2 separate regions of the Homo sapiens genome follow, and region 2 is linked to region 1. Evidence: chromatin contacts called from ENCODE Hi-C or POLR2A ChIA-PET data. All regions are on one chromosome and are shown on one strand. Each heading gives the region's core, a stretch centred on a gene start or an enhancer-like site at or near the end of the contact. The rest is flanking DNA. Distances are from core to core; before and after follow the strand shown.

What was found. Hi-C counts contacts between places; a loop is a spot of excess contacts on that map. ChIA-PET counts read pairs that join two places held with the same protein, here RNA polymerase II (POLR2A). Pooled maps may share reads with other maps.
Region 2: a pooled map shows a loop between it and region 1 (4-fold over the local background). The contact joins two enhancer-like sites. A Hi-C loop is called at or near these places in 1 of 168 maps with a recorded cell type or tissue (K562), 1 of 37 single-sample maps with no recorded cell type and 6 of 50 pooled maps. POLR2A ChIA-PET finds 5 or more read pairs at or near these places in 2 of 52 experiments (OCI-LY7 and naive thymus-derived CD4-positive, alpha-beta T cell).

What each region holds. Positions count from the first base shown.
Region 1 is chr9:73,022,226-73,025,849 of GRCh38, forward strand. No RefSeq gene overlaps it. Among named protein-coding and RNA genes, the nearest start is that of ALDH1A1, 71 kb to the left of the region's middle. Within about 2 kb of position 1,491, at least 2 of the 41 ENCODE cell types and tissues checked have a DNase peak (open chromatin) inside an H3K27ac peak, as active enhancers do.
Region 2 is chr9:73,131,154-73,134,735 of GRCh38, forward strand. No RefSeq gene overlaps it. Among named protein-coding and RNA genes, the nearest start is that of ANXA1, 19 kb to the right of the region's middle. RefSeq lists an enhancer at 1,219-1,638. Within about 2 kb of position 1,323, at least 38 of the 41 ENCODE cell types and tissues checked have a DNase peak (open chromatin) inside an H3K27ac peak, as active enhancers do.

The sequences.
Region 1 (3,624 bases), core at 241-2,740:
AATATTTCTCTTGCTACTATTTTTATTTAACTTGTTTTTTTTCACCCCACCTAAGCCTCCAAATTGGCACATACAGAACTGCTTGGTTAACTGTAACAATTGCAAGGTAATATTTAGCACTGTGTGAGCACAAGATGTTTTGTAGTATTCAGAACCCAAAACAACATTTTTATAAAAATCCTTAGCATAATATTGGCAGACCTTTGGAAATAACTATTTTAGCTGTATGTTGAAACTACAGGCCGGTTTCTATAATTAATATCACAAGAGAGACAGTGGAACTTAATAGAAAGACCATTGGAACAGAATGAGCCCTTGAACTAACTTAGTCATTTGACCTTCTGGGACTTACTGTCCTTATTTGTAAACTAGAAGACGTTGGTCCAGATTTTTTCTAATAGTCCTGCTAGCTCTAGAATGGTATATATATATACAGTATTGGAATTCCTAGTTTTCATTAAGAACATTTCCTATTTGGCAAGTGTTAAATACCTACCTTCACTCAACACTATGGGCAAGCTGAGTAACAAAAATATATGTTATCTGTTGTGCATGTCAGATATTCATTGGTAAATTACTTGTTCTGATATCTTCTTCAATGATTGCCTCCAACAATAAATATTTCCCAAAAAGTACTGGCGCCATTTTAGATATTGAGCTCAATTTAAAATAAAGAAATTAAGAACCGGAGTAGAAATTCAAGTATAAGTGGTTAGAGGGATAAAATCAAGTGAACTAAAATAAAAATTTATGTTTAAAGTGAAGAGGGACTGTCCCTTTAGTTGTGGTAAATACATGCAGGAGAAAAAAACACAAAGATGTATGGAAATCATATGGGGGAGAATTAAATGTTTGGGTAATTGCTGGGGAATGAAACTATGGCGTCATTCCGCTTCCTGGAAAAGAACTGCTGCTCCCCCTTGCGGCAAGTGTGAAAAGCTGGCATCCTGTTAAAAAAAGTATTTCATTCTAACGCAGTGATACAAGATCTGTTTGAGTTATAGTGACACGCTGCTTTGAAGCGGGAAATAAATGGCATACGTAGGCAACTCAAGTAATGATTCTATCCCAGATATAGGCTTAATGTCACCAAAAGAAAAGGATAGAGGATGTTAGGTTGTGGCTAGAGAGACCACAAAGGCTGACTGTGGTCAACACATGTAATTGGTTAGTCAACACCTACTTAACAAATATGTGTTAAGTTAATGTCAACAATTTTGTAAGTTTGAGAAGAGTCAGTACTGAGAATAGTACAAGGTAATATCAAACAGTCATTTTTCAAAAGTGTGTCACTCAGCTGGAAAGATAAAATATGAAATAGCCACAAGGAGACAGTTAATTACAAGTAGATTCCGTACCATACTGAATGACTTAGAACAGAGAGATTATTATTGTTAGAGAAGAATCGCCAGAGGAGAGAGGCTTTTAATGAATCATGTAGAAAAGCATAATAAGCAGGAAAATAGTCAATATTGTTAGAGTTTTATCTGTATAAACTAAAAGCAAGAAAGAGTACCTAGGGCCAGATTAAACAACCTTGCACTAAGTGCTTTGGATTTTATCCCATTTATTTTATAGATGAATGATTGTATAGATGAATAGAGAAGTGGCATATGGCCAAATGTTTCAGGAAGTTTAATCTGGGAAAATGTATGCTATAAATTTCTCTTAAGTACATGTAAATTTAAATGTTTAAAAGAGGTGTTATTATTAAAAAGTAAAGTTGTACCTCTCTAGTCCATCATTCCCTATTCCCTTACTCTGCTTTTTTCATATAATTTATTACTACCTGACATTATATTATTATATATGTGTTTTCTGTTTGCTTGTATCACTAACTGGCTGTAAGTTTCATGAGGGTAGGGGCTCTGTTGCTTGTGTTTACTGTTGTATCCCTAACTTCTAAGATAGGATATTTGATAAATAAATGGTGGGCATTTGATAAATATTTGTTAATATTATAAATAAATCTGTATTGAAAAACAAGAGGCTTGAGGCAGGAAGAACAATTGTCTGTTTATCAAGATGGTAAAACTTGCTCTTGGAGAGAGGAAGGAAATGAGGATAAAAAAGAGACATTCAATATTTTGAAGAATGAATAAACTAGACTTGATAACTCACTGAATGTGGCTGATGAGGAAGAAAGAAGAATCTCAAATTGCTGAGGCTTCAAGATTATATGCATGGGAGGACGGTGACAGTGGTGAAAAACATTGGGGCAGCCTGGTGTGGTGACATCACGCCTGTAATCCTAGCAATTTGGGAGGCCAAGGCAGGAGGATCATTTGAGGTCAGGAGTTCAAAACCAGCCTGGCCAACATGTGGAAACGTTGTTTGTACTAAAAATACAAAAAAAAAAAAAAAAAATTAGCCGGGCATGGTGGCTGGCCCCTGTAATCCCAGCTATTCGGGAGGCTGAGACAGGAGAATTGCTTGAATCTGGGAGGCAGAGGTTGCAGTGAGCTGAGATCGCGCCACTACATTCTAGCCTAGGCCACAGAGTGGGACTCTGCCTCAAAACAATATACGTACATATATGCCCCTATATCTATATAGGGGCAGTCAGTTGGGAAGCATGTTTTGGTGAGATAACAGATTAAACTTTTGACTCAGAAAGTCTGAGTTGAGGGACAGTTAGAGATATCTGATTAGAGTCCGGGTGACAGGGCAGAGTTGGAGATTTTGCCTTATGGTAGGGATGATAGTTAAAGTCATGAGTTTAGATAAGATTTCTGTGGGACAAACTCTAGATGCAGCGAGAAAGAAGACAGAAAAATAAACCCTATGCCTATTTAAGCCATCTTGAAAACTGTCCTGAAAACCGAATTCTGGCCCATTCATTATTTATGCATTCATCCCACACATATATCTTGAGTTCTGCATAATAAAAATGATATGAGGATTATAAGGAACTCACAACTTAGTAGTAGAGACAAACAAAAAGGGAAGATTCACACACGTTTTTTCTAAATAAATCAGCCACCCTGTCTCCAGCCAACTGTGGACCTACTGTCAGACCTTAGGATCTTTCAAAACAAGCCGAATTTTATGAGACAATTTCTAATACCAAAATATAGGATATTAATTAAAATGTGTGGGCCAAAACAAAACATGTTTGTTAGCCAGATTTAACGTGCAGCCCATCCTAACATATTTGCAATCAGGAAGACAGCCTTTTCTCTACCTTACCTCTTAAATTAGACAATCTAAGGGGAGAATGCTTTTAGTCCCGTGAGAATCAGATTTAACATTTAACAATTTAGTAGCAAGGGACATTTTAGGAAAGTCTGGTATACTGGTAGGTAGGATCATTCTTATTAGTACGTCTTTACTCATTTATTTATTTAACAAATACAGCCTATACTACCTGGTAGGAACTCAGTATATAATGGTGATCAAATTAGAAACATCGATGTTTTGTTCAGGGAAATTTCATCAGATAGGAAAAGATTTAGGGCCATTACCAATGGAAGGAAGAACTCTAAGAGCTGAAATAAATAACTACTATGTTGGCTGAAACTGCTTTAATATTAATGAGAAAGTTGGGCATAGGGAAGACCATTCCTAGTGAAGCATTTTTCTATCTGTGTGTATTGCCTGGGGTGGGAGGATGGTGAAAATGGC
Region 2 (3,582 bases), core at 73-2,572, 110 kb after region 1:
CTTTCTCGATGACCTCTATCTCTTAGTAGAAATCACGTTCTCCAAACAGCTATCTTGTTCATTTAACATTTACTATATTCAGTTTTGAATGGTTGTTAAAATTTTTATGTAAATAAAAGTTTTTTGGAATTGTCCATTTGATATATTTAATTTATTCCATTTATTAAACTTGAAGTAGACCTTCGAGAATCAATTATTATTGATTCTCAAAATGCAAATATTATTATAGTTATCCCTTTATCCTAGATTGTTAATTGGTTGAATTATTTGAAATCCTTGAGATAAACTAAAATAGACAGGAATACTTAATACAGAATGATTAACTTGGGTAGATAGACAGATTAAACTTAGCTTTTGTTTAAAAGCTGGAATTCTAAGTAGTCAACATCAGATGAGTCAAATGAAAATTGATACCCATTGTAGAACTAATGAATGGTCTTGCAGTTTAAGTCCTTTCTTAACTCTGTCATCTTTTACTTTGTAATGACTAAAAAGCTACAATTACTATCACAGGAGTCTTCAGTATGTTACCATGCCAAAACTGGGAAATGTGGCTGGCTGTTTCCTAATGGAAAATTGTTAGCTTCTTGGCGACATGAAGAAAAGGATGTTGGGATTGCCCTTTCAGACATCAAAATTCATTACAAAACTTTAGAAATTAAGATACTGTGGTACCGGGAACGAGAAAGATCAAAAAATAGACGGAAGAGAACAGAGAAAATTGAAAGACATATCTATATGTCTATATCTGCACATACAAATATGCATATGCAATCACACATAGTTGATAAATCTCACAAGAAATAAAATTTAAAAGAAAGAATCAAAGTGAATATGGTGTTAGTAAAAAAAAAAGGCTATGAATTTTTGAATACTTTTTCCCAAGGTGGTGACATTCCAGCATATACTACAAACAAAAGAGGCCATTCACCGGATGATATCATCCCTTCAAAAATAAACTTATCCTCAATTTCCTGATTAAAATCAGACATTCTTCTGCTTGACAGAGGTCCTTACTTCCTGTTTTCTCTAGCATTTGCCAAGTGGCTCTGAGGACTTCGGTGTAAGAACACTCACTTAACTGTTCTGTAGTGCTGACTTTGAATACTTGAACAATAACCCACATTTCTAAATTTTCAATTTAAATAATGGTGCTTTTTGTTTTTAATTTTGCCTCATTTTCGAATCCTAAGGCTATTAGAACAACACCAAGATGACAGTGTTTCTGCTGTAACTTCCGTCTGCTTCTGCTTCTCAAAGTTGTGTAGTATAATTATTTCTATAGCAACCAGCCGAGGAAATGCCTTGCCAGCACACAGACTCAAAAGAGAAACATGCTGAGACAGGCTCAGCCGTGGGGCTTCGGAGCGCCTGGAGTTTCCAGCATTAAACGCTACAGCTGCAGAAGCCCATGCTGTTACCTTCTCTCCTCATCCGTTTTTAGTATTTGTAATATTTCTGGCCCTCCCACATCTTTGGCAATGTTTTCTAACGTCCCTCTTCTCTTTCTTCAGTGTTTTTCATAAGAACGGTCCTTTCATTTCTGTTTTATGACGTATAGTCTTCTGATAATAACACGATAAGCATTGTGGTGGTTCTGAACATACAACGAAATTAGAAAAAGTGGAATAATAAATAATTCACTTGTTTTCCTTCAGCTTCATAAGGTTTCTACTAATCTGTTTTCCTTATGGGCCAAACTCTTAGAGAAATTTGATCAGGTGCCTTTAAAAATATAGAAACACGTTCAGAGAACTTCAAAGAATACAAAAAATAATGTATTTCTTTTCCAAAATAACTTCACTTTCATCATAAAACATGAAAAATGGTGAAAGAATCATTTCCAAAAGAAAACCTAAACTTGTCTGATTTCAGGACACACTTTTATCTTTAAAAAATTTTTCCTTACTGTTGTGAAAGGAAAAGAAAAGCTCAGGACCCCAAATTCACTATGCCAAAAGGGAAGAGTTAAACTTGGAAGCTGAGTCATAAAAATAAATAAATAAATAAATAAATAAATAAAACAACCCAAATCTGCCTCTCCTTTTGTTCCTAAATTGACAGCTAATGTCTTCAGAGGGGGCATCCCTCACCCTGACAGTGTAAATTAACAGTTTATCTTCACTTCAAGGGTACAGAAGTGTAGGAAAATGACACGGTGAAATAGATGGGTACTCACTGGCAGCAGTTTCATCAATTCTAGCTTCAAATTGTCACCTAATGCCATTGTTTTATTCTGTAACCTATAGATTTACTTTGTAATGATTGATTCTGTAAAATTGAATTATAAGGTTTATTTTTGTTAAAGTTTTTTTTTTGTTTTTTTTTACTACTTTTAGTTTTTTTTGGGTTTTTTTTGGTTTTTTTTTTTTTTTTTTTTTTTTTTTTGTGACAGAGCCTTGTTCTGTCGCCCAGGCTCTGGAGTGCATTGGTGCGGTCTCAACTCATAGCAACCTCCACCTCCTGGGTTCAAGTGATTCTTCTGCCTCAGCCTTCTGAGTAGCTGGTATTACAGGCACCTGCCACCACGCCCAGCTAATTTTTGTACTTTTAGTAGAGACAGGGTTTCACCATGTTGCCAGGCTAGTCTCAAACTTGTGACCTTGGCCTCCCTAAATGCTGGGATTACAGGTGTGAGCCACTGCGCCTGGCCTTAATTTTCATTTTCAATGAAAGTTTTGTTAAGTTTAATTTTAAAAAAACTTGATGATTCAAGGTTTCATTACACAAACTCAGGTAAAGTTACTGGATGAATGAATTCTTTTGTATACCTAATCCTGTAAACAAACCAGTAAAGGAATAGAGTAGCCTCTATATTTAAAATTCTGTCCCCAATATATGAAACTGACATAGTGCCAATGCAAATTAGCTCCCTTGCTGAACATTTTCATTCACACTGTACACACCACAGTGAGCCAGGACATTTCTTTCTCAGTAAGATGTTCAGAACTCTGGCCAACAACTGGCTTGATGTTTGCATTTTCCATGTGACGTAGTGTTTTCCTTGGTTGACTATTATGGCCCCACCCTGATGAGCCAGTTGTAGCAAGCCAAGCCCCAGCTTCTGTACCCAGAAGATATTCCACCTCTTGCTCAACAAAGCAGCCTTGGGTGTTTATGACACCTGAGGTAATGGTTCACAATCGGGATTCTTTCAAAAAGTACTCTCAGATTGATACTCTCTGTGTTTCCACATATGTCCCCTCCATGCTTTCAGAGAGGAGTCATGCATCCTAGAATCAGCCATGTATTGTGTCAAATGGCAAGAGGTATTTCCTGGAACATTTCTTAATTGTGTTGCTCTTTTTATTGAAATTGTGCTAAAATATAAATTCAGCACACAGGAAAAGAAACCTGTCCGTGGCCCATTAGAAGTTTCCAAATCGCCTCTTATTTGAAAGTGATGAACTATTTTTGTTAGATTTGTTGTTTTTTAATTTCTCAAATTTATTTCCTGAAGAAGAAATACAGTGTTTCCTAGGGTTTTGTTGTCGTTGTTATTTTTAAAAATAATTTATTTCATTTTTTAAGTCCAGATCTGTAGAAAATATAAAGTTTCTTTTTTCTCTGGGAGCTCTCATC